Regions from separate parts of the Homo sapiens genome. Here all the other regions are linked to region 3. Evidence: chromatin loops called from intact Hi-C (ENCODE). Cell type or tissue: PC-9. All regions are shown on one strand. Links, peaks and the distances in the headings refer to the core of each region. The heading gives the core; the rest is flanking DNA. Region 1 overlaps CTNND2 (catenin delta 2). Region 2 overlaps CTNND2 (catenin delta 2). Region 3 overlaps DAP (death associated protein).

The links. Hi-C counts contacts between places; a loop is a spot of excess contacts. Peaks named below come from ENCODE experiments on the same cell type or tissue, not always from the same donor. Only the 100,000 strongest peaks of a DNase experiment are listed, where the experiment ranks them.
Region 1: it touches region 3 in a loop (2.9-fold over the local background); 18 of 110 quality-filtered maps call a loop at or near these places.
Region 2: it touches region 3 in a loop (11-fold over the local background); 5 of 110 quality-filtered maps call a loop at or near these places.

The regions. Positions count from the first base shown.
Region 1 is chr5:10,982,991-10,993,884 of GRCh38, reverse strand. It overlaps CTNND2 (catenin delta 2), which reads left to right. Exons shown (of 22, transcript NM_001332.4): 19 at 1,208-1,334; 20 at 5,643-5,774. It overlaps LOC105374654 (a long non-coding RNA gene), which reads right to left. Exons shown (of 4, transcript XR_925791.3): 3 at 9,603-9,702; 4 at 6,362-6,469. Among named protein-coding and RNA genes, the nearest start is that of CTD-2154B17.1, 200 kb to the right of the region's middle. RefSeq lists enhancers at 5,529-5,578, 5,787-6,288. In PC-9, for the core only: CTCF peaks have their summits at 5,559 and 5,762 (motif pointing left); no DNase peak of the experiment used is centred there; H3K27me3 peaks cover 3,871 bases.
Region 2 is chr5:11,244,936-11,255,829 of GRCh38, reverse strand. All of the region lies in intron 9 of CTNND2 (catenin delta 2), which reads left to right. Among named protein-coding and RNA genes, the nearest start is that of CTD-2154B17.1, 460 kb to the right of the region's middle. In PC-9, for the core only: no CTCF peak of the experiment used is centred there; a DNase peak (open chromatin) is centred at 4,369; H3K4me3 peaks cover 307 bases.
Region 3 is chr5:10,696,627-10,707,520 of GRCh38, reverse strand. The region is part of intron 2 of DAP (death associated protein); the gene reads left to right. Among named protein-coding and RNA genes, the nearest start is that of DAP-DT, 59 kb to the left of the region's middle. RefSeq lists enhancers at 3,912-4,634, 6,904-7,613, 7,168-7,991. In PC-9, for the core only: CTCF peaks have their summits at 5,643 and 5,847 (motif pointing left); DNase peaks (open chromatin) are centred at 1,630, 2,430, 4,420, 5,180 and 1 weaker place; H3K4me3 peaks cover 1,524 bases; H3K27ac peaks cover 5,437 bases.

The DNA of each region.
Region 1 (10,894 bases), core at 1,651-9,650, 290 kb before region 3:
TTGAAAACATAAATAGATGAATTAATAAAGAACAAAATGCATACTCATTTCCATGTTCCTAATTCTTATTAGATACACCAAGACTAATCTTTGTGTATCTAATTCTCGTTATTCCTGTTCTACTTGACTGATAGGATAAAGCCAGAATGAGAGGTGCATGATTTTAAAAGATATTACCCAGCTTACTTACTAGGTGCTAACTGTGTGGCAAGATTCTCTGAACAATCCCAAGAGAACAAAGCATTGAGCCCCTTAAAAGTCTAAATGTTGTCAGGGGAAAAAAATAAAAAATCTAAAAGAATTGAAAGCAATGGCCTCTGTAAAGGAGGATTTGGGGGTGGAGCAGGTGACTGCTTTTCTTTGCTATAATGTTAGTACTATTTAACATGTTACTTTGATAAAAATAAAATCTATTTAAAAAAGAAAAAAAGACTGGAAGGAAATACCATGACAGGTTAACAGGAGTTCTCTCAGGTGGAGAGGGTGGAATTACCACCTATTTTTATTTTCTTCTTTATGCTTTGTAAATTCACAAAATAATCTGTGATATATTTATGCGGTTTTTATAAGGAAAAATAGTATAGATGCTTTCTGTATATTAACTAGATGTCAGAAGCCTAACGGAGGCTTGGTAGGATGCATTTTGAATATGCTCTATATTGAAAAATATCATTCCTGGAGCAGACCAGCTTGGAGACAGGCGAGGGTGGGCATTTGGGGCTGGAAAGGACACAGGCAGGTAAACGGGAAGGGAGGACGCTGCCCTGGATTCTGGTTGCCAACAGATAGGTCCTGGGAGCAAAGGGGTAAACCCTTGTGGAAAATCTTGAGGCAGCGGAAGAGGGAGCCAGGCAGAGCTGGAACCAGGTCGGCAAAAAATAGACAGTTTCCGGGTCCCCTAACATTCTGAGCATCGTATTTTCATCGAAGTCGAAGCTTCTGACCAGAGCGGGTTTGTAAAGGGACCATTTATTCAACATTCATGAAGGAAAGCAGGCCCTACCCGCCAGGCTCTCTGGAGGGAAGGAGGTGTGTCTTCATTCACATTTGGCTCTGTTCACCTCCATGAGAGCGCAGAACTTCAAGAACCTCTTCTGACACACCATAGAAATATTATGCAAATCCAGATACTTGGAACTTAAAAATGTCCGGAGGTGAAAAATCACTCTGTCTTGCCCATCTAACAGGAGCGTGCTGTGTTTTGCAGGATGGATGGTCACAATACCACTTTGTAGCCTCGTCTTCAACCATCGAGAGGGACCGGCAAAGGCCCTACTCCTCCTCCCGCACGCCCTCCATCTCCCCTGTGCGCGTGTCTCCCAACAACCGCTCAGGTAAGAGGCTGCCGTGGCTAGCCAGCCAGGCTTTATTTCTCGTTGAGCAAAGACGGTCCTTCCCAGTCCGTGAGCCAACCCGTACTCAGAGGAGAGCCTTCCATTCAGACCTTCGCTAGAAGTAGGAAATGAATCTGTTCTTTGTACTGTGGTGGCCACTCTGTGTTTTGTATACACAGACTCAGAGCAAATCTCCTTCTCTAACAGGTTCTTATGCATGACATGCACGTAATGAACCTGAATTCAGGAGGAACGAGTATAAAGAAAACTGTCATGTGTCTGCAAATCCGGGGTTTCCGTGGACAATTTTTCCAACTTAAAATAGTTTGAGTTGGCCTGGCGAGGTGGCTCATGCCTGTAATCCCAGCATGTTAAGAGGCTGAGGCAGGCGGATTGCCTGAGCTCGGGAGTTCGAAACCATCCTGGGCAACATGGTGAAACCCCGTCTCTAGTAAAAATACAAAAATTAGCCGGGCTTGTTGGCACACGCCTGTAATCCCAGCTACTCGGGAGGCTGAGGCAGGAGAATCACTTGAACCCGGGAGGCCGAGATTTCAGTGAGCAGAGATCGCGCCACTGCACCCCAGCCTGGGTGACAGAGTGAGACTCCGTCTCAATAAATAAATAAATAAATAAAATAAAAATAGTTTGAGTTGCATTTTGTCATAATTGGGATAAAAAGTTGAGGAGACCAAATGTGCTTTCTTCCTTCAGTGTGATATACATTTGACACATAGCACTGATGCTTTCATAACTGTTCCACATCTAATTGGCTTTTCATTATTAATGATAAACCGGCAGATGCCACTGATAAATTATTATCGTAGCCAACTATAACTTCCATGTCATTCCATTTAATTTTTTTCTAATTTTGTCACATTCCTATTGCTTAAATTTTGAACTTCTTGTATTCGTAAAAATACTTGATTTTTATACCCTTTTTAATTCACATTAAGAAATGCCAAAAATCAGAGGAAAGATGAAAGGCAAATGTGAACACACCATTTAGTAATATAAATGGCATAAATTTGCTGTTTTCCTCACAGTTTAGTTTTTAAAACTTTTATTTTGATTTCTGCATTTTGATTTTGTTCTGAGAGTGAAAGATGGATAACAAGTTATATGCACCCACACAGATGACAGCTATGTAGGCTCTTATTTATGAAAGCTTTCTTCCTACTCTTCTCTGCCCTCTCCCTGCTGAGGAAATCCTATTCTCTGAAATGACACCTGGGAGGACCTGGTAGAGAGCATTGCCCAGCAAAGTGGTCTCCCTACCCGCGAGAATGATGGTTGCAGAACTCCACGCCAGACTTTACTGTCAACATGATGAGAAATGAATGGCCAATATCTGACTGAAATAAATGGCCCGCTCCCAGCTCTGTGAAAGCTGATCCTTCTAGTGTACTGTCATTGCTTATCACATTTAGTCCAACCCTGGGTGACGATCAGGAACCCCCTGTACCTGTGGAAACGTCCACCCATCTCAGAAGCATGGAGGTGGCCTCTTAGGCCTCTTATTTCTGTAATTCCAGCAGGCTTAAAAAGATAAAGCGCATGGAGTGTGGAAAGCATATGGATGGTGTCTTTTGGAAAGCAGTGATTATTAAGAATTACAGTGAGCCAATCAGTGTTATGAGAATGAAACGACATGATGGATCGGCAAGGGCTGGAAGAGAGAAGCAGCCTTTTCTCGCGAGCAGGCAGGGCTGTGTTCAACCAGCCATGCAGACAGTGCGCTGCCTCAGGACTTCCTAGGCGAGGCACATCCAGACACCTAATAAACACTTGTTTGCGTGATTTGATTTTTCCCAGAACTTAATCCTGATTTACCAGAGACTTGGAGCACCGCTGTGTGTGAGGTCTCAGGAGATAATTACACACTTGATGTGGTTTAATAAACACCACCATCTGGGCAATATTGGATTCTAATTTTAAAAGCTGTGGTCAACAGGTTTTAAAATATTGTCCCTTCATGATTATGTGGCAGTAACTCATAAAAGGCTAACCTTTATTAGGGAAGACCCAGAGGCAAAAGGGCAAAGGCAGGAAGAGAGACTTTCCTGGAAGAGAAAGATGGTGAACCAAAGAGAAGGGGGCAGCAGGTGGAAGAGGTTAGCGAGGAACCAGCGAGCAGACAGGAACTGGATGCAGAGCCCAGTTGAGTGACAGGGCACAGAGCTTGCTAAGGACTCAGTTGTTCTTGCAGAGGTTCCCTCTCCAAGCAACAGAACCCCAATCTTCATACGACACAGTGGCTGCCCCTCACATCTCCCCAGATTCACATTCGGGACAGAGATGGCCCAAGTCCCAGCCTTTGTCCTCTCCCCTGGAACCTCTCTTCCCTCACAGCAGAGCCTGGGCATTCTCTCCACCTACACAGGGTCACTGTGGATCAGGGAGGTTCAGTCCTTGATCAAGTCATTGCAGCTCCAGGCTTGTCCTACAAGTGATGAAGGTGCTGCAGCTGTCTGAGCTGCATGGTTTTCTTCCCTGTCTGCCATTGCATTTGTACCCAGGACTTCTGGCCAGCTGGCATTGGGTGGGGTTCAAGCCTCAGTATTTTTTTTAAAGGATTCCAGGTAATGAATTCTAATAGGCATCCAGGATCCAAAACCCGTGATGGCTTCAAGAGCTGAGCATTGAGGCGTGATTTTATTTTGATAGGTTTGAGAGGGTGGCAACAACCCATGTTTATCTTCCCAGCACTTGGCTGTAACGTCTGTTGGGCACTTCTGCCTCTCATTCTACTTTATTTGGACATCCATTTCCTTACTCGATTGAGAGCTGCACAAGTTCAGGAAGAGCCACGTGATCTGCATGTCTGCCTTGCACAGTGGCTAGCACAGGAATTTGTACATAGAAGATATAAGGGTGACAAACTGAATCACATGACTCAGTGACATGAGAGGTGCCTTGGGGGACCACAGACCCAAGGAGCAAAGAGACCCTACAGAGGGTGTGAATGATAAGCTCGAAGGTAAACTGAAGTTTGGCTGGGGAGGAGCTTTGACACTAGCAAAGGAAAGAGAGATTTATCCTAAAAATCAGAGTGCTCTAGGGATTCCTAGCCTTAATAGTCACCAAGTATGCTCAGTAAATATGGATTCTGAAGCCCGTCACTGAAAATTCAGACTCAAAAGGTCCAGGATGGGCTCTGGGCATCCATAAATTCTCAAGTGAGTGTTGAGGGTAAACAAGGCTCTGAAGCACTGCCCTGGGCTATGGGAGCTGGGGAGAGCTTCCTGACAGAAGGACACGGCACCTGAGCTCCTGCGGAGCTGGACACAGCTGCAGGTGCCCACAGGGTGGGGTGCGCGACCAGCTGCCCCCTCACCCAGACGCATGGCTCCTGCCAACCTCTCCCAGTGCCCCTCTGCACTGGCAGGAAGGTTGAGTTGCTGCCAATCCATTCAGTCACTCATGAAAATTCAACCTCCTTTTACTGACTTCCTTGCCTCTGAGTTCAGCTTTTCCTCTCTTCTAGTACCAGTTTTTTAAGGACTCCTGGAATTTCCCAGGAGGATCCTCCAATTACAACCCAGCACTTTAGAAATGGGTGTAAGAGGAACGGCAGGGCTCAGCCTCCCAGCCAGACAGGCAGTGAGTGGCTGAGGTGTAAGGAGGGCCTCAGAGATTATTGGGGTGTTTATGCAAAAAGCTGGAGCAAGAATGCCCTAGCAGGAACTAGAGCTGCCTCCATGCCCCTCCCCAGCCCACCCCAGCCACAGACAAAGAAGGTCTTTGTGGGCTTGGTTATTTTTGCCCCACAAATCATCCTGTGTAGAGAGCTGTTTCCTCTGACTTTTTTAAAGGCAGTTTCTAGGTGACTCAGTGTTTAAGTAAAACTGCATTTATTTTAATCAAGGATTAGTCAATATCAGTAATAGATCTTCTGAAACACATCTAATTAAGGAAGGGAGCACGGGAAGGAAAGGGAAGGAAAAGAGAAGAGAAAGGAAGAAACCAAAAGCAGTCTCATTCCTAAACTGCCCCACACACCTTGGGCAGGTCACGTCCCCTCCATGATCTCTCTCTGAGGAAGATGGCCCCAGGATGTGGTCCCCAGTTGCCAGCCTCCAAATCACATGCCCTCTAACTATAAAGCATCAGTTGTCACAGGTGAGGGAATGGGGCAGGGACAAGAGCCAAAACTGCCAAAAAATAAAAATTAAAAAGAAAACCCATCAGGTCCTCACGTAGGCATTGAGATGCGGGACCATGCATAGTGAGGACCCTGACTGTGTGGAAGGCACACACGCTGTGGGATGAGATGCAGAAAATCCCCCTTTTGATTTCTTTATGTAGCAAGTGCCCCAGCTTCACCTCGGGAAATGATCAGCCTCAAAGAAAGGAAAACAGACTACGAGTGCACCGGCAGCAACGCCACCTACCACGGAGCTAAAGGCGAACACACTTCCAGGAAAGATGCCATGACAGGTGAGCGCCCCTCGCGCGCCCCCTCCTGGAACTTGGTGGCTTGACCCGCGACAAGGCAGAGATATGGGACATCAGGCTTCACGGGGCTGGCTGCGCTTGGCTGCTGAGCAGGACTTAGCAGCTGTCCAGTCACTTGAGAGCTTGATAATGATGATTTCCAAGAATTGGGACTAAGAATAGAGGCATAACTAAGATAAAATGTTTTCTACCCATGTTTTATCGGTCCTTTCCTCTTGTTTGCCCAGCTCATAATATTCTTTCAAATTAGAGAGAATATTCCCACATATTTCTTCCTCATTGACATCACCCACTGGGGAGGGGACTCGATGGAGGCAGTGTAGTTAGGCCCTGTGCATTAGGAATGGAGGGAACTGAAAAGAAGGTGGAAGGGGAGGGGAGGGGAGGGGAGGTGGGGAGGGGAATAGAGTGGGGAGGGGAGGAGAGGGGAGTGGGGAGGGGAGGGACGGGGAATGGAAAGAGGAGGGCAGGAGGAGGATTTAAGGGGAACTGCATGAAACTGCTGTTGAGATATTTTCCCCTCTTGCCATGATACAACCTCTTACGTGACATATCCCAAAGAAGCTTCCTTAGAGCTGATGACTGCAGATTCCCTGGGGAGGCATTCATCTTTCACGCTCGTCATCCCTCACGATCTCAGTCACAGCCATTGCCTTCCTTTCTCATCAGCCAAGACTCTATGGAGGCCAGAATTGGTACAGTGGGTATCTGTCTCTGCCCCCTCCACTGTGCCATGCCCAGCCCATCTGATAACAGGGCTTACCCTTAAGTCACTGTATAGTCTGTACGTCTTGTACACTCTGTATATGCTTCTGTTGAGGCACTCACAGCCCCCTCCAAGCTCTCCATACCTCACCCTCTCCCTGGATGGCCCTCCTCCAAGAAGCAGGATGTGGGCTCTGGCTGTAGAGGGAGTTATACCTTAAAAGCAAAGCTGCCGGAGCCCTGAGGACCTTTCAACGGGGACCCCACATCCTCTTTACCACATGGGCATGGAGATGGGTCCCTGCTGAAAATAGGCTATGAGGAAGAGCCTTTAATAGAACAAGGCCATGTTAGAGCATTCATAAAGCTGGGGCGCAAAGGGCGCCGTGCAGACACTGAGACCCTCTTAGGAGAGGAATCTGAAGAGCAGGAGGCAGTTCTCCAGTAGTATTTAGGTGTAGACTGGCAGGGAAGCAGAGCAGACAAATTGGATGATTTATTAAAATGCCTTCCAAACCAGGACAGCGAAGATAAATTTTTCTAATAGCAAATGCATTTACCCCAGCGGCAGTGTTTTCCGTGTTAACTCTGCTCAGCTGCGTAAAGAAAACTATAATAAACGGATGTTTCTTATCCCTGCCCCCAGGAGCACATTCTGCCTCCATGTGCAGACCCTACAAGGGAACACCTCAGCGCTGCTCCTGAGACGTTTCCTGAACGGGAGAACCTAACTCATTACATGGACTCTAGGTTACTATTCACATTCACTGTTTCCCCTTACATGTTGCCGCGTAGATGAACAGGAACAAAGAAAGCTGTGAATCTGAATTCTGAGTCCCTGGAGTCTAGACATTCGGCAGAGGATCCCATTTGTACTGATTATGCTGAGCTAGTCATGACACCAAATTCAACTGACCCTTTCAATGTGCAGTTATCATTGCCCTGGGTAGCCACATCACCAGCTGTCTGGGATGATACACTGAGATTAAGGAACAGTTGTGAGATCGACTGCATTATTATTCAGTTTCATGTTTCTCTTTAACTCTCTTGCCCAAGAGAATCATTCAAAAGGCCTTCAGGTGTGGGTGTGCGTGTTTATGTCAAAACAGTTCCAATGGCACATAATTGTGCCCTGGACTCAAAATAAAATAAAACATAAAATTTACTATGTTTCTGATATTTAATCTTCTTAGAAAATGGCAGGGATCTTGACAATTTCAGTGTATGTAATTCTTCAAACTTATTTAGAGGCTTAAACAGCTTTGCTCTAACTTACTTAAAAATGCAATTCAGGAGTACACTCTCAATCATGTAGCAAGCCAGAAAGAACATTGAGATCTTTATTGAATATTATGTGTATATAGGGAAGTTCCTCTAAAGCCAATGGGTGCTATGTAAACGCCGATTGTTATTATCACAACAATGATGGTGGTGGTGGTGGTAGTGAGGGTGATGGAGGTGATGGTGGGATAGCAGAAGTGAGGATAGTGGTGGTTTGCCACTTTCAGTAGTGGTATGAATAAGTCCCCAGCCAAGCCAGGTGGAAGCCAGTCTTTCACATATTGATGGGGATATTGAGTTTACAACCCCCACCTTGCAGGATGTTAGCAAATGCCCATCATTCCAGGGTTTACTTGCAAAATCAGATTTCTTGTGGCCCCAACATCAAAAGCAATGCTTTTTCTTGTTCAAGAACAAATCTACGGAACATTTAAAGTTCAGTGCATTGAAAGATAACCTGAAAAACTGCCATCTTCCTTGTTTCATTCCCTGCCAAGAAAACATTCCCTCTGATATGAAAACCACAAGGGAAGCTTCATCCCCAAAATGCAGCCTATGAGGGCTGGAAGTGCAAACATCTCTTTGATGGAGCTGTCATCTCTTCTGCTGAGCTCTTAGAAGTTCAGATCCATCTAGGTGTTTATTCCAGGCTTCCCCCACCCTCCTTTTCTGGATTCATTTTCTAGCTTGGATGAAGCCTCATAAAATTCTTCTCTCCTAAGTGTTTCTCTGCCACTGGAGAGCCCTGAGAAATCCAGTTGGCTATTCATTCAGGCATGCCGGCTTCCATAGCGAGTTCTTGCAGCCCTGCATGCCTGGGAACCTCACGTGTTCAGTTCACCTCAAGAAAGGGCTGCAGCATCCCAGCAGCTCCACTGCCTGAGTTTTAAATTCACCTGGAGGTTTTCCCTTCCCATCTGAACTTCCCACATACCCTTTCATCCAATGGTCTGTTTGTTTTTTGTCAGTGTCTTTCTTATGCCATTTATTTATGTATTTATTTATTTATTTATTTATTTATTTATTTATTTTTGAGACGGAGTTTCACTGTGTCGCCCAGGCTGGAGTGCAGTGGCGCAATCTCAGCTCACTGTAACCTCCACCTCCCGGGTTCAAGCAATTCTCCTGCCTCAGCGTTTCGAGTAGCTGGGATTACAGGCACCTGCCACCATGCCCGGCTAATTTTTATATTTTTAGTAGAGACAGGGTTTAACCATGTTGGCCAGGCTGGTCTTGAACTCCTGACATCAAGTGATCTTCCCGCCTCATCCTCTCAAACTGCTGGGATTACAGGCATGAGCCACCACACCCGGCCTCTTATGCCTTTGAAAGTCGTTCTAGTCTTCAATGTGTTGATTCAGTTGGGAATTGGGTATTTGGGGGCTGTTAGAAAAATAGAAAGGCATTCTTCTGTGAGTCCACTATTAGCTCGGTCATATGAGGGCAGAGCCTCTGTGAATTCCTCTGCCTCACGTGTCTGTAAAGGTAATTCAGTCTCAGCTATGGTCTCGTTTAAACGAGTGAGGGGAAAGAACTTCCAGTATTAACATCCTAGGCTCAGAAGCCACAAACTGTGCCTCGTGCTTTTAAGATTCCTCTGGTGAGAGCGTCTCAGTGTCTGTTTATGATTTCACAACAGGGAGGGAGGCCAAGACTGCAATAGTGCAAACGTTCTAAAAAATATATGCATTTAATTCTGAGCAACAGAAAAAACAAAATTTCACCTTATTCCTCAAGTGACATTTTCTATCAGCAAATTATAGCTCTGAAGGCAGATCTATCTAAGGTTTACCCATTTATTCATTCAGCAAATGGGGCACTTACTCTATGGGTGTCCACTGAGGCCAGGTGCTGTGCCAGGTTCTGAGGATACATACGGAGGTAGCAGCAGGACAGACTGTTTCTCTCTCAAGGGCCTTCTGCTCTGGAAGAGGAAGGCAGACAGTACATAAGGTAAACAGTATAACAAGTTCCCAGCAAGATGATACTGCACTGTGTTTAGTAGGAAGAAGAAACTGATCAGGGTAATGAGATGGGGGTGCAGGCGGAAGGGGTTACTTCACTTGACGTGGGAGGAGGAGACATTTGAAGTCTGAGGGAAGCGAGTTCCAGGGAGAAAGATCAGCAAAGACAACCTCACCGAAGCTAAACAAGTTTGGCCCGCTCTGAGGAAGGAGGGTCGGCAAAGCTGGGACTCCTTTAACAGGAGGAGAGGAGGGAGAAATGTGTTAGGATTTTAGGCAGGAAACAAACCTTGCAGGGCCTCATGGCCATAGTGGAGAGCCGTCTCAGGGTGAAGGGCATTGGAGCATTACAAGCAGAGAAAGAGACAGAACCCAACTTGTGTTACAAAGACAGCATTCTAACTGTTGGTAACAGGGTGGATGGAGGAATCAGGCTGGGCAGAGTGGAAGTTGGGCCTTCGAGGAGGATTTGGTAGCAATGGTCCAGAGAGAGATGGTGGTTTGCACCATAATACAGAGACAGGAGTGACATGCATTCAACCAGAGAGGATAACAGAATGGTCTTTAAAATGGAAAAATGGACTTTCGGCTCTCACTTTCTAAGCTGAATTCTCCAGGAGGAATTTTATTGCACAGCTGTAGTGAACTCTTAGGTAAAAAATCATGGGTGGAGTGAACTTAGACCTTGAGAGGTTATACTGACCTTTCTCTTGTGGCCTATAGGTAGAGTGATCCTACTTCATTATCCCCTAAATACTGGAAGCAAACAATGAGCCCTTCCTAGTTTTAGAGTGTTTTATACCCCACTGACACAAGACAGCATTTTCCAAAGCTTTTTTAAAAAAAAATTTATGAATACATAATAGTTGTACTTACTTATGGGGTCCATGTGATTTTTTGATACAAGTATACAGTGTATAACAATCAAATAAGGGTAATGAGATACCATCACCTTAAACATTTATTATTTATGTTAGGAACATCCCAATTCCATTATTCTAGTTGTTCTGAAATATACAATAAATTACTGTGAATTATGGTTGCCCTATGGTGCTATGAAACACTAGATCTTTTCTCTTCTAACTGTATTTTTCTACCCATTAACCATCCCCTCTTATTCCTCTCTCCCAACTCCACTTCTCAGTCTCTGAT
Region 2 (10,894 bases), core at 1,249-9,248, 550 kb before region 3:
GAGGCCCTGGGCCATGGCTCCAGCAATGGGAGTATTATGGAAAGTGAGTTTCCAGCTCTCGTGACTGATTGATGCTGGGAGGAGCTTAGAAACCAAACTTTTATTCCCACTATTTTTTCCCCAACAGTTACTGAAGAAACAGACCTGATAAAGATTTGTGTTCCTCCATGATAACCGTGCCTGTGCCTTCCTTCATCTGCATCCTACTAGATAGAATGCGTAACCTTTGTGGTCGCAGCCAAGTATGGATTTTGTGTTTCAAAGAAAATGAGAGCATGAGACAAGATTGAATTTTTCTTTATGTCACAATATTATGGTGATTTTAGTTCTAAGAAAGTATTTTTTGAAAGATGTTTGAAACCTCCCTAGCTGTTAAATGAACAGGAAAAAATGCTAGGATTTCAAGATGCTTCTGTGTCACACACTTGCCTGTCGAAAGTTCTAGTCGGCCTCTGTGCAAAACCAGCGCAAAGTCTGCTCTCCAGAAATGATGTGTAGAGACAGCTGGAGGCCCAACTGTTGCAGAAATGGGCCGATGTGACAAGTCCTCACTGCAACTGAGATGCATGGACATTTTTCATGAAGTGAGTTTTTTTTCCCCAGGAATTGTTAATTCAGTCCTTTTTCCCTTCTTCTATTTACCACAAGGAAGTATTAAATCATACAATAGGCAGTAAATTTAAAGTCTCGTGTGTTGTAAAGACTTGAAACATAAACAAGTCAAGGGATATTTAGGAAAAAAACTCATAGATGACACAAACATAATAGAAGATGGAGGGAAAATGTTTTGAAATGCATCCCTAAACCTGTAGCTCTGGCATGACTCCAAAGACAAATTTTAAATTACAACAGCAACCCAAATCCTTGGTCCTATTCAGAGAAAGATGTTGGTCTGAACTGACAGTGTTTTGACCTAATGTAGTGCCTCTTACAGTTTATGTTCTGGGCTATCAAAATGTGCATAATATAGTATACACCACGGTTTCTCAGCCTCAGCACTACTGAGATTTTGGGCCAGATAATTCTTAGTTGGGAAGGGAGGCTGCCCTGCATTATAATTTGCAAGTCTAAAAGTAAGGGTGACACCTGTTTCTCCTAGCTCAGAAAAGTATTTTATACATTTCATACTTCTTGAAGTGTAAAAAACATTTCTAGACCGTCTTCCACTTTGTAATTTTGACATGCACTGTTGTATGGTGAATCTGAATGTTCTCAGAACCTAGGAAATGGGCATTTCCTCTGACCTAGTAGAAGAAAGCCTTCTTGGAGATGTTGCCTCTGACCACAGCCTGCACCTCTGATACCTATTCAAATGGAGTCAAAAACATTCCCTAAAGAGCACCAGAAAATTTGAGAGTTCCCAGTTCTATTGTGCAAGGTAGGAACCATGTTCTTTGCTCTACCTATGATTAAATTATTCTTTTGTGCCCAGACACATTCAGGTATCATATCCAGCTTCCTTTACCTGGATGTGTGGTTCCTGAGAACCACAGCCAGGATAGGGTGGGCTTTGCTTTATGCATTGAGCAGAGGGTATGTATTCAGGGAAACTTGAAGTGATGGGAGCTTCTTTTACCAACTTTGCACAAGTCATTTAAGATGTCTGAAAATCAGGCTCTGGGAAGAAAAGTGGATTGACTACTAATGTTTATTGAGCAACTAGTAAATCCCATCACTCTGCTAAACTGAGTGTGTTAAAATTGCAGTAAATTATGTAAATTTTAAAAATCCAATGTTTCAACTAACTAAATTTGATGACTAGAAGGTCATCATTTTCTAAATACCCGTTTGATGTAAAGCATTTTTTTAGTCATAATGGATTGTAATAAAAAATAACAAATAGTTTTGGGTCAAGGCAATAGATTACACCAAGTAAGTAAACATAAAAAATTAAATATACTGAGTGTACAGAAAGATAGGTGTTTTGTATCAGACCTTATTTAAAGAAAATATCTGTTTCAAATCAAACCAGTAGATTTTGATTGGCTTAGCAACTCCCTTTTGGGAGATTTAAGGCAGGAGAACACTAAGGTGAGCAGAATAATACAGATTAGGAAAAATATTTTATCCAGAAGGTTTTATTTATTGCATCAACAAATAGCATAACTCTTTATGGACATAGATATCTAGATGGTCTATTGTATTTTTACATCATCGTTATATTATTCTGTTTTCACACTGCTGATAAAGACATACCCAAGACTGGGTAATTTATAAAGAAAAAGAGGTTTAATGGACTCACAGTTCCATGTGGCTGGGGAGGCCTCACAATCATGGTGGAAGGTGAAAGGCATGTCTTACATGGCAGCAGGCAAGAGAGAATGAGAGCCAAGCAAAAGGGGAAAACTGCTACAAAATCATCAGATCTTGTGAGACTTATTCACTAGCATGAAAATAGTATGGGGGAAACAGCCCCATGATTCAATTATCTTCCACCAGATCCATCCCACAAACTTGGGAATTATGGGAGCTACAATTCAAGATAAGATTTGAGTGAGGACACAGCCAAACCATATCAATAGTCCTTAATTGAATAAATCACAGGTAACTCACAAAAGCCAGAGAAAGGCAGGACATGACAAATCTGGGAGGAATTTGAACAAATGGGGCCCAGTGAGAAGCCAAGTAAAATTTAGAGACAGATCATGAAAGAAAAGAAAAGGAGAGGTGTAAGAACTGGTTGAGAGCACTGATGATTTTTTTCTTCAGGTATGACCTTTTATTCTCTGTTCCATCTCCTGACCCTGGGCCCTGGAATAACCTCAGACTGAGGTTGCCTGAGATTATAAATGGAGAAAGCATAGCAGAGATATTTATTTGCAAACAGTTCATTGCTTTATAAAAGTCAGCAACATAAAATATCTCTGTGTGAGATACTGCTATTTTTAGATTACACAACTCTTGATTTAGAGGGGAGAAGGCAATCATAATTGAAAGAGCCATAAGAAACATGGTGTTAGTCCTACAGTAGATGAATTTTACTTTATCCTCATGAAATTACTGAGGAGTACACATTCATTTTGGTGCCCAACTTGCAGTGGCTTATAAAAATAGTAACAAAAAGTGTTTGATGAGAGAGTGAGCCACCTGGGTAAGACTGTGGGCTCTGAAGAGAGCCTGTGGTTAATTCTGCCTCCATCACCTGATCATCTCTGAGACTCCTAGCAAGTGGCTGAAGCTCTCTATACTGCAAATGTTACATCTATAAAATGGAATATTTATGGCACCACCCTGATGGGAATGTGATGAACATTAAGTGAGGAAGGCATAAGAGCAGTTCTTAGCAACACAGAACATGCTCCTTAAATGTGAGCTTACATTATGTTGACTTCTACTTGTAAGAAATGAACTTATGCCAGTGCTTATTGTAGAATATTGTTATGTACAGGAGATAATCTCTCTGATTATTGAATCTGTAGTTGTCTATAGACATAGAACTAAGGTATAATCTCCCCCCCACCCCAGTTTCTGATCACTGCAGTGCAGTGAAATCTAGAAAGAGCTGCTTGTTACACTGACCTGACAGCAGTTTTCACATCACTGAGTTTGTTTGCTTTCTCTGGCTGTCAAGTCTCTCATTGATTTCTCATTCTGCAGTCTAAGTCCATATCAGCCCAACAAAGGATCTGGGGAAAGGGCAACAAATGGGTGTGAAGGAGGTCCCTTAAGTTCACGTACAAGTTTGAAGACATTAAGAGCAATTTGATGCAGTGAAGAACAAGCTGAATATAATAAAGCATTTTCAGTAATGCTACTGCCACTAAAATGGTGTTTTTGTCATGAACATTGCAAGATCTCATTCTACTGTACTCTTGCTAATGTAAAAAAAGATAAAGCAATTCTAAATGCTGATGTTTTCCCCAAAATTTATAGTATTTTTAAATATATAAATAATTGTTAAGGAAAGCTGTGATTTAGGACTTTCAAAGTCATAAAACGATACATTTCAAAACATTTACATAAGCAAATTTTTAGAAATTGAGTGTAAGTCTATTTTCCCAAACTACAAGTTTTTATTTATTTTACTTAGCTACTGTGTCACTTAATTGAAATTCTGAAATTCTGAGTATAAACTTTTACAAGACGAACTTCCTATTCATATACACATAATTTGCCCTTCTCCCAATAATTGTTCATTTTGCTGAAGTTTTTCATTAATGGTTAGGTCACAGCTGTCGTGAGGACGATTCGTTTGCTCTGTTTCCAAACTATATGCCAAGGTGTCCCAGGGCAACATAGGAAATTCGAGGGATTCCGAGGGATATTTTAAATTTTCAAGATAAATACGGTATCTTGAAACCAGGTTGAAACATGAGCTCCCATTAGTTCAGTTTCAAAATCCAGCTGTGCCACATTCCTTTCAATGATGTCATCACTTTGCATACCAGGATTTTCAGAGGTTTCTGTGATATGAAGCAAGTGCTAGTGACAATCAGCATAGGAGAGGATGTGAAGATGGCATTGTCTGCTTCCAAGTTTTGAGAAGTTGTGCAGTGCCCCAAAGCACGGACATGTTAGGATGTAGATGATTCAAGCTGTTCAGACCTAAGAACTTACTAAATGGAACTGTCAGGCATTTATTTTGGCCTGGGGGGCACCCTGTGAAACATGAAGAGGTTTGTGAACCCATAAAGTTCAGGAAACTCAAGTTCTATAAAGTCAAGCAGCCGAAACACTCCGGCCAATAATTGTGTTCAGTCACTTCTCACAAATAAAAAATATTTGATTTATAAAAAATAAATCTGTACAACACTTAAATAATAAACCAACATTCTTAAAGACCCAAGTTCTTTTTTTTCCTAGTGGCTTCAGTTTGCTGCTATGGAAATAGACCTTTTAAAATGCTTAATAAAGAAACCATCGTTCTTAATTAGTGAAAAAGATCATAGATGCATTTATTATTTGCACGAACAAAACTATGTGTCTCTGCCACTTAGTCTTTATGGTGTAGTCAAACGTCTTCCATCTGCCCTGTGTACCCCTCTACCTCATTTTAAATTATAAAGGTCTATGGGCTGGGTGCGGTAGCTCACGCTTGTAATCCCAGCACTTTGGGAGGCTGAGGCAGAAGGATCACTTGAGCCTTGGAGTTGGAGACCAGCCTGAGCAACCTAGTGAGACCCTGTCTGTAGAAAAAATTTAAAAACTAGCTGAGTGTGTTGGTGCGTGCCTGTAGTACTAGCTACTTTGGAGGCTGAGACAGGAGGATCACTTGAGCTCAGGAATTCAAGGCTACAGTGAGCTACGATCCACCACCACACCCCAACCTAGGCAACAGAGCAAGACCCTGTCTCTAAAAAAAAAAAAAAATATATGTATATATATATATATATATATAGAGAGAGAGAGAGAGAGAGAGAGAGAGAGAGAGAGCACCCTTTAAATTCACCGCAAACTTTCAATTAATTTTCAAATTAATTACACACATTCTACTTAGAGTTGAGCAGACACAGAAGTAAGAAAAAGGCTAGTCTAAGACTTTATCAATGGGTAGAAATGAAAGGTAATTGGGTACCATTATATTGAAATCAACGTTATTTTTTATTATTGTTGCACTTGAAAACAAAACTTGCTTATGTATTCAGTTGTACAGATACAGAATCATCCAAGACAATGACCTATAGTTGGGCCTTTCAACAGCCTTTTCACCCATGGTCCACTGTTGGTTATTTTATTCAAACTGAAGGGTGAAAATATTCTCCACATTTTATATTTAAAGAAATGCAGACTCTGGAAATGGAGGTAAGTTAAAAGTTTTATAGCAAAGTACTCTGAAATATGATCAAAGAAAATCCCTATGGAATTGCTTTGCTTTTAATGTCTAGTAATGAGAAATAATTATGAATGGACACTTGGACACTGCAGCCCTTTATATCCTCATATTAAGAATATGCCCAAATATTCATATGTTCTTTAGGATTTCTTTAAGGACAAAGTGAAGCAATACACATAGATGAGTGTGTTTTGGTTTTTTTTTTTGACATGGACACTAATGACTGTAGATCTAATTAAATGGCTTTAGATTTTTGGTTTTTTTTTTGTTTGTTTTTGTACTATTCTAGCGGCTAAATAACCACACTCAAAAGCTTTCCTCCCATTCCTAATGTATTTCAGGTTAAAACAATCTAATGTAATCCATGAAGTCATTCCTCAAAAATTATACTGAAGTGTCAAATATGAATACGAATGGTAAATATGAATAGAAAATATGATGGTCCCTAAACCACAAAAATGACCACACAACTCACAGTAGCCTGGCTGATATGAATGACTGCTCATTCTTGGCCAATCACAGGTTGAACATTACTCTGTTTTTTCTCCTTCTAGATAAGATTATTCAAGCCCCCTGACCATGAAATTTCCCCTACATCCTCGTAGCACCCAATCCAGAACAAAGCCTTGCTCCTTTGAATCTTCCCAAGACACACAAAACAAGTCAAATTTTGTCAGTCTATTCAACGCCCTCTTACTGATATGTCCCATGGTTTCCCATGGTGTGAGTCCTTTCTTATTACGAGCAATAAGCCCAACTTGGTTCAAACACAGGTGTGATCCTGATGCCCTCGGTTGGATGGCAGTGACATTGCTAGCAGCTTGTTTCTGAAGTACACTCTTCCTGAATGCCACACCACATGGCCTATCAGGAAATGAACCCATAAAACAAGAACAAGGAGTACGCTCTTCCTTCTTAGATAACAGGCTTTTTCTGGTAGATAATTCTGCTCCCACTGTGTTGCCCACTACAATCTGAGGGCAGGAACCAGTGTTTGGTACTAGAGGCTGACAGCTTTGGAGAGCACAGCGACCAAATGTTAGGCCAAATTAGACCACATTTTGTTAGATTCTATTAAGATTTTCTTTAGAGGAAGTATCTCTGCTCAATATTATCTGAGATAAATTAAGTTGGCATTCTTCGAAGAACTAAGATAAGGTGATGATGATGAAAACCAAAAATGGATATTGTTAAATCATGTTCTAGCCAAGACTAGACTCCGGTAAACCGTCAGCCCCAAAGTATGTGTTCATGGTTCACATTGTAAAGACACTGTGACAGGTACTTCAGGACACGTTCTCACTTCCAGAAACACAGAGCTTAGTGTGGAATCTCAAGAGATGGTGTTCTTGTTATTAGAATGCATCTACCTGTATCATTGTGGCTTCTATCAGAAGTTAAGTTTTCATAAAGAGATTCATCAAGTGCACCATTTATATTTTTCTCAGGGACAATTGTCAAGTGGTATGGTTACCTAATTTATAAGAAAGTGTGCTCTAGTCTATGGTTTATACACAATGTATTTTAAGTCTATGTATCAAGTTTCCTGTAACATGTATATTATATGTGTATATATGCATTATATGTGTGCATAAGTACAAACACACACATACTATATGTATTATACATATATAATATCTACACACTATATATTATACACACAGATCTGCACATATACATACACATGTGCCCACATGCACATATATATATATATATGTATGTATAATAAAACATTTTGAGGGTGACCAAGGCCTTTGTGGTTTTCTCAAATTCTTAATCTAATCCTGAGGCAAAATTCTGATCTTACCCTGATATCAACAAAGTAAAAAACACTGCTCAAATGTTCTTAAATCTCCTGATCCGAGTATTTTGGGCATCAAATCCCTTCCCTCTTATTTACACTCCAGGTTCACAGCTCCAGGTGATTTTCTAAGAAACATCACGGGCTGTTAATTTTAAAATAGATACATAGTGGTGAACATAAACATTTTCTATAAAGTCATCATGCTTTACAAGGTAAAGTTTATGGACACTAATTTGTATTTTTTCCCTTGGGCTGTTACCACCAGACAGAACCTGTTAGAATTTCCAGGGCAACTAAATTCTTACATGTTTGAGGTTATTTTTTCCATTTTGTAGCATATTTTTATTGAAAAAGTCTAGTTGCATTAATGAATGAATAAATGCTGTTTTAAAGTTAATTGGATATTGCATAGGTATTATGACATAATTGATGATATCCATTGTAATCTAATGGTCTTTGAGAATATTTATGTCTTCTAAAGGACCTAAATATTCTATATAGAAGCAGAAATTTGTTAATATTTAAGCTACATGTAATTAAATTTGATAACTATTAGCATAAATTGGGGCTAATCATTTTACATCATTCCTCACCCCTAACTTCTAATAAATTGAATTCAGAGAAGAAGCCCATTGCTTGACTAAGATTAATGTAAGGCACTTAGTGTCCATAATAGTTCAGAAATAGCCAATTTTCTCATCATTTTACTGTTTTCTCTCTTCACTTTACCAGCCAGGAGAAAACTTGCTAGTTGAAATTGTTCCTTCTAATTGTGAAACAAGAGATCCCAGTCCCCACAGTCCCCACAAGGTGGCCTTCCTTGACTAACCTGCGTAGTGGGCCCAGGCCCCCAGTGATATGGGTGGGAGGCGTGGAGTAGGCTTTGCATAGGGTCTCACAGAGGGCCTCTTTCTTTTCTCACACTCAAATGCACCCCTCCAGGAATTCCTGCAGGCTCTACCTTCAAAGGGCATCCAGACTGCCCGTGCTTCTCAACACCCTCTGTCCCTGCTGGGGCTGAGCCACCATCTGCCCCCAACTGCTCTCAGCTCCTGCCCCACCCCTCAGAATCTGTTCTTAACCTAGCATCCAGCGGGGGCCTTTTCCAGAACTCAGCATCATCCAGGTGTAATTGATACCCAAGAAATGCAAGATTTTAGGCCTGCAGTTTATGAGAGTCAATAGATGCACACATCCAGGCAGCCACCGTCAAAGGGATCTTTTAAGAATGTGAGTCAGATCCCAGCGTTCCAGTGGCTTCCCTATGTCTTGGAGCAGAAGCCAGAGGCCTGCGATGTCGGACACATCAGGGCCCCCTGTTGGTCTCCCAGTAGGGCCCGGGACTCACTTCTCTTCACCCCGTGACCTTCTTACCTCTTGTCTGACATGCCAGGCACACTCCTGCCTCAGAGGCTTGTTACTTCCGTTTTCCTGTTCTGGAATGTTCCCTCCACTCAGCTCCGGTGTCACCTTCTCGGAGCAGTCTCCCCTGGCCTCTGTATTTATAATAACCACCCCCCACCCCCCCACCCACCTACAGACACACAGACTGTCGTGTCCCTGTCTCTACTTGGCTTTACTTTCCCATCCAACTTGTATGAGTTTCCTGGTGGTGGCCATAGCAAAGCACCACCAACTGGGTGGCCCAAAACAACAGAAATTGATTCTGCCAGACCAAAATCATGGTGTGAGCAGTGTAGCGTCTCTCCAGAGGTGCTGAGGGAGAGTCCTGCCCCTCTTCTCGCTTCTGGTGGTGCCCGGAATCCTCGGTGTCCCTGGGCTTGTGGCTGCATCACTCCAGCCCCTGCCTTCCTCTTCACATTGCCTCTCTCTGTGTCTGTGTCTTCCTTTGTCTCTTATGAGGGCACTCTCTTTTGACTCAGGGGCCACCCCAATCCAGTCTGATCTCATTTCCATCCTTACCTCAATTACATCTGCAAAGATCCTATTTCCAAATAAGGTCACGTTCTAAGGTTCCAGGAGGACATGAATTCTGGGAGACACTCTTCAACCCACTACACATGTATCACTATCTGACAAATAGTACATTCTGCTCTTTTAATAATTTTAATGACCAGTGACCAATCGAAAGTCAGCTCCCCAAGAATAGGAACCTTTGCTCCATTCAACACTGTATTCCATTGGACAAACACGCAGTGGCCATTAAACATTGTTTGGAGGAGTGAGAGGGTTCCTGACTGAATCCTTAGACAAAGCAGGCAGGCAGCCTGCAGGAACATGGCAAGAGGTGAAAGCTACTGGGCCCTACTGAAATAAGCCGAAGCTCAGGGAAATTGCATTTCCAACTCTTAGATGAACGAGAGGTGGTCAGAAAGTCAGAGTAAATCAATGGAAGAGTCGGCCTCATAATCAAAAGTCACATCGAAGACTCTCCAAATTGGAATCAGAGGTGGTGCTTCTTGGCCTCTCTCACCTTCTTGCCCTAATGGGGTGGTCTCTTTCCAGGCTTAAAAGGGCCGTGTCCTGGGGTCAGATGGGCTTCTGTGTTAGATTCCTGCTGCTGCTAATACAGATTAACACAAAACTGGTGGCTTAAAACAACACACATTTATTCTCGTACAGTTTTGGAGGCCAGAAATCCAACAGAAATTCATTGTGTTGCAGTCAAGGTGTCTGTACTGCCAGGCTCCCTTTAGAGGTTCTAGGGGAAACTGTCCTGGCCTTTTCCAGCTTGTAGAGCTGCATTCCTTGCACCCCTTGGCTCGTGGACCCCTCCTCCATGCTCAGCACAGCAGCATGGCCTCGTGCGTCAGTGTTACATTGCCCTCTTCTGCGTCCAGTCTCCCTCTGCGTCCCTCTTCTTAGGACACTTATGATGGCATTTAGGGCCCACTGGCTAACCGAGGATCATCTCCCATCTCAGGATACTGAATCACATCTGCAAAGTCCATTTGGCCATAGAAGGCAGCATTAGCAGATTCTAGGGACTAGGACCTGGATAACGTTGGGGGCCACTCTTCAGTCTTTCCCAGTGTCCTAACCAGAGTCTTTATCACAAATATAGGGACAGGTAGAAAAGGTCTCAGATCCCTGCCCCCTAAATTCCCAGTGGGGATTCTGTCCTTTCACTGAACGAACAAGAATAGCCCCTTTTCGCCTTTGTTCATTTCTCTCCTGTTGTCAGGGCTACTTGTAAGGAAATAATCAAATTTGATGCAAATCAGGCATGAATGCTGACCCTGTGTTTATAACATTTGAATTCTCTCTCTTTTGTGTACTTGATTTTTCATTTCCGTTTTGTCATCTTATCTCATATATAATTTGTCTGAGTTGCCTCAATCTTTTGTGAAAACTTG
Region 3 (10,894 bases), core at 1,221-9,220:
CACCTATGCATCACACTGCCTGTGCACCACATAGTTTATGCACCACATCACCCGTGCATCACACCACCAGCTCTCCTGCCCTCAGCTCAGTGCTGGGGCCACATTGTTACGGGGTTTTGAATATGAATCTTTAAATTACTCAAGTTTGTGCTGCTGTTGAGAAAAGGCAGAATGCACCCTTGGGCAGTTCTCCCATTCCCGAACCCACCCACATGTCTGCCTCTCAACACTTGCTCAGCTGACTAAGCTACACCTTTCAGATATCAGCTGAAATCTCACTGGCCCTCCAAACCAGTTTAAACCCCTGCTGTGTGCTCCTTTAGCACCTTGGCCTTCCCCTTCATAGCACTTGGCTTAAATGTAAATGCCCAGTTGAGTTTTCATTATTCATTTGACATTGAGCCCCAGCCACCTCAGACGTTGCAAACTGGCCGACTGACTTGGGGACAGACCCATGGCTTTTTTTAAGGCCAGTCCCCTCTGACTTCTCCATGTGGGTTTTGAACTTAGCCTGCCATCCTTCCCTCTTATAGTTGTGGGAATTCAGATCAAGAAAGGAGGAAGCGCGTGACCAGGTTACCTAATTAGGGGAGGACACAGGATGTTCGTGTTGTTCATGAAGATGGACCTGAAGCATGCCGTGTGCATCGGGTTTTTCTGGGCTTTTCTGGAATGCTGAGCCCTTTTCTCGAGGGCAGTGCTCCCACCTACAGCATAGGATCAGGTGCACACATCTGTTGGCCTCTTCATTAGGTACAATTTAATGTATTAAATTTGGATACTGTTTCTAGGTTAGTAAAAGTGTGTCTTTATCAAATCCGATCATCATTTTTGTCTCATAAACAAGAGACAAGAAATTCTTCCAGGTAAAATGTTTCTCAACTGCCTCGTCACTGATTAGTAAAGTGAGTTTGTCTTAACAAGTCCATCTCTGTCCGATTTTCTGACAAACCAGGTAACATTTGAATAAATTCTCAAGATTGTGCCCAAGCCATATAAGGCATTAATGCATTTGAGGTTTGGATTTGAAAGCATCAGCTGCAGTTAGGAGCCCAGGCTTCGGTGTCACACTTGTGAGTTTGGTTCCTAGCTTCTCCTCTTACTCACTGTGTAGCCTTAGGCAGGTTATTCAACCTCTCTGTGCATGTGTCCTTATCTGTAAACTGTGATTATTAATAATATTACCTAAGCTGACTGTTGTGAAGATTACATGAGTTAATGTGTCTCCAGTACATAGAATAGTTCTGGGCCCAGAGTCAGAAAGAAATACTAGCTATTATTAGTAGTATGTTCATTAGTAGTTGATGTATCGCCATCATTTTATAGTCAAGCACCTAGAACTAAAAGTTATCCTAACACCCTGTAAGTGGATGGCTGTGGTTAATACAGAATATTTAGGCAAAATGTGTTTATGAAGACACTTCTGCCTGTTCTTGTTGTGTACTGCTTTCCATGTTGTGCTGTTGGATGCAAATGCCGATGTGAGCTAAGCTCTCTGCAGTCCAGAGGGCGGAGGTGACTGTGGCTTCTTTCTCATCTACCTAAAATGATGCATATTTGAGAAATGCTTTGTTTCTGGGGCTCTCACATGATTCAGGGGCAGTAAATCCCCAAAGGAATGTCACTTTTTTTATGGCTCATGGAACTAATGTCTCACCAAGCACACCTGGTCCAGCATACCCACCTAACCAAGGATTTCATAATTTGTGGAATTTTTCAACACATAGGTATATCAAATCATAACAAAAGAAAATCAGCACTCAAAGGTATGACTGCACCTTACATTTAAATCTGCTTCTCTCCCCATGAAAGATGATACTGAGTAGGAAAGGAAAACTGCAGGAGGGCAGAGAGCATCTTAGACCAAAGTTGAGTTCTCCTTTCTCTATGAAAAATGCCCGTTGTCTGACAGGTTTCGCCCAGATAGTACACACCATGAGGGCATGTGGCCCTGCATGGAACTGCTTCTGTTTCATCACAAATGACAAGGCAGCTGAAAGGCTGGGGCCAAATGCACAGCCTTGTTCTCACACAGCAGTGGAGAGAGCCCAGGCTTCTGCCACACAGACTTGTCCTTCCAGTGACCAAACAGCACGTGACCCAGTGGTGGAGAAAAGGAGGATGGAGAAATGGATTCCCTAGCCTGGGCCTCCCACTAGATCACTGTGACCCCTATTTAGCCTCCGAGGTAAAACTCTTTCCAAAATGTGTAAACCACCTTCACCTCTACATAAAATATGGAACACAATTGCAACTCAGCCTTTAATACATGTGTCACGACCGTGTGTAGTGTGGGCCGCGGTGGGCTGATGCTAATGGAAGTTCTGCCCAAAAGGCTTCCTGATTCAAACGCATCAGGAAATGGGTGAAAGGAAGTTAATCTGGTTTCCTTAAGATGACTCAGAGCCCCATTACACTAAGGGGCATTTCAGTCTCTCAGAGGAGGATACAGGAAGTAGTGTTTCCAGAATTTAGTTGACCACAGGCTACTCAAATTGCATTGCAGGATGAGAGCCAGGCAGAATGTATTTTGGGCCACAATTCTGAGGTTGTGCATCCGACAGGTGTAGGAAGACCAGAGCTAGCCAGAAAGTTTGAGGACCCACGTGCTTGTCCTGGCTCCACTTCCTCCCATTCCCTCGACCACAGGGACTGTCTACCTCTAAGCTGCTTTCTCACCTGTATGAAAAGGAGGTCAGTGATGCTTGTGGGCTCCTGGCCCTGTACACTGCGCAGGAAAGACTGAGGGATCACAGGCAACGGGCTCTAGAATCAGTGAAAGGCCACACAAACAGAAGACAGGTGTTGGTGCTCAGTTCTATTAACCCAGAAAAGACCAAGATACAATTTGGGGAAAATTCCCTGATTACATTTGTTCTATTCTGCTTTGCCAAGGGTTTCACTTAATTGAATGAATCCAATTTTACTCTATACAGATAAGTGTATAGAGCTGACCATGGCATCTCCATGTAATCCAGGAGTAATCTTTTTACCTCCTGACAGTTTTACCGTCTTACCTGTTTCTAATCCATTTCCCTTTCTTGGCAGCAGACTGGGCGACAGCACAGAGACACATAGGAAGTGGTGAGCGGAAAGTGCCCATGTCTCCAAGGCAAATACACATTCCAGAGCACTCAGAAAACTGCAGAGGGCTTTATGTTTTCACACTGAAACTCATGGTGGCAAAAATTGAGCTGATGTGAGGATATTTATGGTCCCTAAATCCTACTTAGTGTAATATCCATACATTTTGCTGTAGAAAAATTAATGGGTTTGAATATGGGGTGCTGCCCAAGCCCCTCCAGAACTGTTCACTATATATGATTTTTATAACATATTGCCTTTATAAAACTTGAAAAATCCTGAATTCTGAAACCTATGTAGCCCCAAGGGCTCCAGGTAAAAGAGATCAGGGACTATAAAGGAAACTCTGGGGTACAAAGGCACCTGTGGAGATGAAGGTCACCAGGCTGGCTGGTATTTGACAGGCAGGACGCCCTGTTCCCAGGTTCAGGCAAGAGGTTGCCCAGCCCTCGGGATGCTGCTTTCTGCCACAGCATGGTGCTGTGAATTCTCCCCCTCTTCACCGCTGCTGTATTTTTTGTGAAGCCATAGAGACAAGCCAGTGCCTGGCCCCCAGCAAGGCTGGAGAGGCAGTGAAGGCACATCCCCACAGCCACGCCCTGCGCTGTCCTCTACCTGGAGTCCTTGGGCAGCCAGCCAGGGGAAGGCTCCCTGTGCCCCCCACACCCAGGCTGCTGTGTAAAGAAGCAATTGGCATGAGCCCCAGGACACTAGCTACTGCCAAAGCCAGCAGTATTTTATGAGCCTTAAAAAATCTTGTTGTACCAGTCCGTTATGAATTATTGAATTAACACTGCATATTTATAGCAACTTCTTAATAGTTTAATAATTTATTCATCCCTTATGGATCCTTTGGCATATTTCTTTTAATTGTTAGAGTAAAGAGTTTTTTTAGAGCTAACTTCACTGGACTACTTCCTCAATGATGCTTCCAGAATACTAAAATAGAATCCTGCACAGTTGTTCCGAAGCTTAAAGCACCTGATGCGCAGCAAAGACCTGCCCACATGCGAGTCGGTGACACCCCCCCTGCCTGTGCACAGGGCTGCAACTACTCTGTAGAAGCCCACAGCCAGCCAGGCCCAGCTCTCAGCCCCAACTCAGCACACTAGCATTTCACAGCCTACACTTGGATTACGTGTCTTCTGAGACAGTTTAGGAACCTAAGCATCATTCATATTGTTTCTAAAGGGAAAAACATCTTACTGTGTCCCAACAAGTAAGCTCCCTATTTTGGGAGCACCCCTGCTTTGTAAGATGTGTCCTACTGCCCAGAGTGAGTCATTCCTCACAGAGCCCTGCTCCTAGGTGCTTGGTGATAAGGGGAATCAACAGAAACAGGCTGTTTCCCAGCATTCACTTGCAGATGACTAAACCCAGAAATTGTGGAGTAGCCTTAGGTAAGGAGACGAAAGTTGAAAACTTAAGACCCAGATTCTTCAGGCATTTGAGACTCTGGCTGAGGAGGCAAGGCATGCCAGATCGTTTATGCTCAGGGTAAGGGTGCACATCTGTCTGCATGTTACTGTCCCTTTTGCAAGGGTTTTTTTGGTCATGAGTGACATCGCACTTTATTAAAAAGACATGCTTTCTTAACAAGATGAGCTACCTTTGATGCTTAGTCTTTCTCTGGTTTAGGCAAGAGTCCTGCAAAGCCATCCAGCTGTTGTTGGCAGCTGCCAGGAGTTGCCATAAAGAAGGTAGATGGAGTTTTTCCTGTTGAATTCGTTAATTCAGGCTCGTGAATGTGGTCATTGATAACACCCCATCCCTCTTTTCCTTACCGCCTCTAGCTAATTGTGCTTATCATTTAAGCTTCAGCTCATGGCTCTATCACCATTCTCAAGTTTGCCTTGAAAAGATCTGAAGAAGTACCTGTTAGCCTGAGCTCCCTCTAAAGAGGGAGAAAAGCCAATCTTCCAGGTCAGTCTGGCAAAAGCTGGAGGAAGGGCCCATTTGCTTGGGGACTCCAGATATCAACCCATGGCCAGCAGATCCAGCTCAGCCAGATTGTCGGGTCACAAAAATAAATCCACTATCTCTAATCGCTCTTTTGCCTCTTTTGCAAGCCTTTGAGGCGGGCAGGGCATGAGAGTTACTCATTCCTAAGAAATGAGCAACAAACAGTTCCAGCTAAGCACCCTGGTTCATTCACTGCCTGGCCACGACCACAAACTTGTGCTAAGCTGAGGGTCGCTGACCGGTGATGTCATTTGGTGCTCAAAGCATTTGTTGAGTATGTGTGCGCACCAGACCATGTGCCAGGCGCTGGGCACACAACAAATTCCACCATGGTCCTTGACCTTGAAGGGGAGCCATGCGTGCAGAAGCCTAAAGCTGTGTTGTGATAAGCCTAAAGCCATGTTGGGAAGTTCTTATGGCAACACAGCTGGGAAAGTATAAGTCCTGCCCTTGGAGGGGAAGGAAAGTGATGGAAAGAGAACATGAGCCAGCCTTGAAGTTGCTGTTTATCAGCTGGCTCAAGTATCAAGGTGGAACCAAGCACAGGCAATCCGAGCATTTCTTCCATGAAAAATGAAACTTAAGTGTCCCGGAAAAGTTGAGGATCATACCAGAATTCTGTGTCTCAGCTTGGAGTGACCATGCAGCATATTTAGTCTGACATGCTTTGAGAGTGAAAGAAAGCACTGCTAGTAATAACACCAGGACCAATGCCTGAACCCAGACCGTCCCAGGGAATCAGGGACATAACCATCATCCTAGGGATAACTTGAGGCCTAATTTGCTGCCCTGAATGAAGTTCATTCTCCCTCTACTGGTCAGAGACGAGATGGCAGGGGATTGGTTGCACCACCCACTGCCCCCCCGCCCCCCGTCCCCCTCAACCTTTTTATTTATTTATTTATTTTAAGAAACTGATAGAAGACAAATACAATGTCATCTGACATTGCAATCATTATTGGAAACTACAATGCACAGTATGTTTGTACTTACATCCTTGAAAACCATTTTAGGGCTCTCAGCCCCGTTACTGAACCATAAAGATGCTGGGTTTAAAAATATTCAAATTGGTTCCTTATTGAGGCAAATGCTGAGGAAAAGCAGCAGATTGCATCTTGAGCTTGAAAAGAACTCCTCTTTGACTTGCGTTCTCCATGATACAGCTGACTTCTTTTAAATCGGTGTTGTGAGTTAGTGCTCCTGTTCCATCTTCACCTGCCTTTATTAAACAAGCAACACAGAGGCAGATGACTTCTCTGGGTGCTTTATGCATGTATCTCACTTTAAACACTGCGTTTTTTGTTTCCTTGGGAAATAAGCCCTCATAGCCAATGGTTGCTTCAGGTCTTGACCAAGTACCCGGATGCCCCAGCCAGATGCCATGGTTTGCCTCCTGGGTGTTCACCTCTCTGTGGGCTTCTTCCCTCTGGTTTCTAAGGTGACAGCTTGTTCATCAGATGCATGGAACAGCACAGACACAGGCATTTCACACCCGTCTATTCAGAGCAGGGGCCCCATGGCCCAGATTTTCTGGGAAAGTTCTGTTTTCACACATTCTGCCTTGTGCTGGTCAGCCAATGTATTCTGGTTTGAGATAACAGAATGTAAAACAGTAGGGCCATCTTACCTATAGCACGTGACCCAGAGAAACAAGGGCCCTGGGTTAGTTTGCAAAGCAGGTCAAGTCAGCCTTGAGTCCTATAATGCTGCAGAGAGCCCAGCACCCTCTTGCCGCAGCAAGGCCGGCCCCATCTGGGTGGTGGCTCCTGGGTCTCCAGCACCCAGCACTGGGCAGGCACTGGGTGGTTGCTCAGTGAATATTTACCTGATGGAAGCGCCCAGGCACAGTGGTGGTGAGCACAGATCCATGCACGCTGACTACCATGCCCCACACATCCACGCTGCCCCTGGGGCGCAACAGTGCCAGTGAGAACTCCCCACCAGAACCTGTGCCTCAGCTGAAAATTTCCTTCCCTTCTCCCATCCCTAACGACTCCCCTTCCTACAGGTCCCAGCAGATGTGAAAAGGAGAATAAAGAGCCTCCAGTTCCTCCTTTGGCCCCAACCTTAGTTTGCATTCTAATTCATTAACATTTGCAGGGTGGCTTGCAGCTGTCCTTAGAGATGGTGGTGGCAGTTCTCCTGAAATGCACCTGTGTTGTTCTTGCACTTTCTGTCACTTCTCAGTGGGCCTCAGAAGTCAGGTGGGTGGACTTATCTGCCCAGCCATGTGGAAGAAGGAAGGCTCTCATGTAGATGTCTACGTGTACATAGCGCCTCAAAGTGAGGATTATACACTACACATCAATTCCCCTCTGACGTCTTAGTGGAAAGTTTCCATTGAGCCCTAATGCTCCCTAGAAGTATGTCACATCCTGCCCGCGGAGGGGCCCACCCAGGGCCCCATTCTGGTTACCCTCTTCATGCTCGAGGTTGTGCCCTCCAGGTGCATCTCAGCTCGGAGAGGGGCCCTCAGGGTCGCAGCTTGCTCTGTCCATCATCCAGCATCTGCCTCCTCACTTTGTGAATAACAGGGCACATAGATATCTTCACTGGTGAGATTTGCTGGTGGTAAAGCATATTATCTGGCTGTCCTCATGGAAAGCAAAGGAAGCTCCCTCAAGGCAGGGGACACCCCAGGGAACCTTTGGGAGAAGCAGGAAGGAGTGAGAGCCGTGGGCCTGGGGCCTAGTGCAGCACACTCTGGAATTCCCCTTGCTTCCTGCCCCTGCCCTTTCATTCCTCTCTGGAAAGGCTCATTCACCAAGTTCACAGAGATTCTGTGGTTCCCTGCATGTCCTCAGGAATAGCTCTGGGGGAATTCTCATCCCTGATGGAGGATCAGTCTTGTGGAAGTCCTTCCTGTCAATAAGGACATTCTTAGTTTTCATGGGGTTGCCACAGAGACCGGCCACATCAAAATAGAGACAGCCCACTTTTCCAGAAACCCATGGTGACCTGCTTTCGCATTAGCTTCTGGTAAACCTCACAGGTGTGGCCTGTTGGCCTCTTGCTATTTAGGGAGCCCTCTGGGACCAGTCTTCACCTCAGTCCCTAACCCAGCGTCCTATACAGTGTGTGAACACCAAATGCCTGTTAGTGGAGAGGAGGAAGAAGATGACAGTGATAAGAAGCGGAGACAAGCTCCTATGTCCCTCCAGCAACTGGACAGGCAGGAAAAAGTAGGAGATGCTCCAGAGATTGTGCAAATGCTTCCTTATTTTCAGGCATGCTTGATACTTATAAACACCGTAGACAGACAGACAGATAGGTAAGTAGGTAGGTAGGTAGGTAGGTAGATGTGAACAAATGTGAACCTGGAAGGGCCAGTCTTCCAATATAGATCCTTAGTGGCTCACTGGGTCCAGATTTGAAATAGAGCCAAGTGGCCATTTGCCGACTAGGGGTCATACAGGTATGCTGAGATCCCCCCCAAACCTGCACCTTTTTATCTTTGGGACTTTTAGAGCTCACCTGAACCAACCAACCAGTACTCAGCCGTATCAGCCAATCAGAACTAAGCAAATTTCATTTTTTTTAATTTGAATAAACAGACCTGATTGGGAACCTGGGTGGGAACTTTTGCTCTAAAACCCAAGTCTTCCTTTGTTCTTTGGAACATACCTTCATTTTATATTGGAGGCTGTGTCTCCCTGGTTTGCAAACTGTTCACTGGAATAAAGTCTCTTTCCTCCAAATTCCTTTTTCAGAGAACTTTTGTTGACAGATAGATGGATGATTGATAGATAGAATGACACTCTACATATATATGTATAGTATGTGTGTGAATAAATGAATGAAACCAACTAATAAATAAACCACAATAAACCTTAGGGCCCTGAATATTAATTTACCCAGGAGAGACCCAGTCACTAGAGATCAGGGCATCATGAATAGTCAATATCAGGGAGTGAGTGAAGACTTTAATTAGTGGCTCACAGTGCATTTCTCGAAACCCAAACTTTAGGGGCCTTTGATGCTGGTCTATACCACAGCCTGCCCTGCTGCGCTCCCATTGTATTCTAATACTCGGCGGTGTTTGCTATAAACGTGGGTGAAGGTAGGGTTGTTGGGTTGAACGTAAGTTATCCCAACTCACTAGCTGGTTTTGGAAAGTAAGCAGAATTGGTTGTGAGTTTAGTTTTCTGTCTACTTGACCTTGCTCTCTTTTTTTTTTTTTTTTTTTTTTTTTGCTAAGTCTGGAAAAGGCCCAAGTGCTTGGTATGATCTGAGGAAGGGCCTTAGGAGGGTCCCCAGAGCTAGCATTTCCAGTCAGGTAGCAGTTGAATTTGCAGATCCAGAGACCACTGAGGACACTTACTGCATCAGCCTGGCTGGCTGGTGAGTAGCTGTGCTCTCAGCTCACCAACTCCCTCCCTTGCTGTGTGTGGGAAAGGTGGACTAAGGACATAATTCCTGGTGAATTCAGGAATTCAGAAAGCCCTTGTCCATCATGCAGTGTCCCTGACCTGAGTCCACACTGTGCGTGGTTCTCACAGGCCAGGCTTTGATTCTTGCTAGATGCGTAGCTCTGTGACTTTCCAGCCAGACACCTGGCTGGAAAGTATCCTCAGTGCAAGTTAACTCTGGCATCTCTCTAATTCTGTTGCTGGGTTCGACACAAAAACATCCTAGTGACAGCTGGTCCCATTTAAGGTCAGCCACCTGTGCTTCCGGAGATGGAAGTAGACTCAGACCAGATGAGTTTTTTGGTGTCTGTATTGGATTAATGTGTACTTCTTTCTAATAGGAATTCCAATGACAGTTGTCTTGTTGGATTTTTTTCTACCTACATGATCATTTTCCTTTTTAGAGCCACCATAGTTTTATCCTATTTAAAATACTTTGTACTTTGAACCATGGACACCCACCTCCCAAAAATTAAACCATTTATAACATGACCCTTGAGCCTGAAGATTGCATTTCAAAATATAGACAATAAATAGAGTGATTTTTAAAGCACCTGTCTAATCAGCATTAAGCAGTCACCAGCACCTCCCCATAATTGAAATTCCAAAGAGTGACTCTAAAGCGTGGACGTGTTCAGAATCAAAGATGGAACGGTTTTTAGGGTAAATGTTACATACTGAAATCAAGCAACATGTAAAGTTTTTAATACATAGATGATCGTTATACAGACTAATAATCATACCAATTGTCCTCAGGCCCTGCTGGACAGCCGCGCATCTGTCTTGTAACGAGCTAACCATGTAATAAAGCACGGTGAGCAGGCACTTCCTAGGGCAGTGCCAGGAGCCTTTCTGAATACTGCAAAGGACTATGTCCAATGCCTGATCTAGCGTCTTTAGAGATGGCCCACCTACAGCCAAGGTCTCCCAACAATGTAGCTTTAGAGCTAAGCCTAGGCGGGCTTCCCCCCAGTATGTTCCACATTGCCATGTAGTTAAACATGCACCCTTTTTTTTAAGTTTGCCCCTTGCCCTTAATGATAACCTACATTCTTCCTAAAAGTTACCTTCTCTGGAACATTTCATTAAGGAAAGGAAGCAGTCATTTTTGCTGCTTTATACTGTTTGAATTGTTCAGGCTGCTGGCAGTGGAGGTGGACAGGGATTCCCACTCTTTGGTGCTGGGGGAACCTTTTCTCATAGTAATGCCCTGAAACCCTGCGCCATGGCACAGCGCAATGCTTAGAACAAAGGAGTGAGGAAACTCAAGGTGGGCCCGCTGGCATTCTTCAAAGAAGCCCTGAGAAACTCTGAAATTCCCCAGTCTTGAAAGAAATGAGAGAGAGAGAAAGGAAGTGTTATGCTTTAGAAGACAAAAAGCAATTTCTAGACTGTCTTTACATAGGAAACTAATTCATTACTTATTGCCACTAAACATG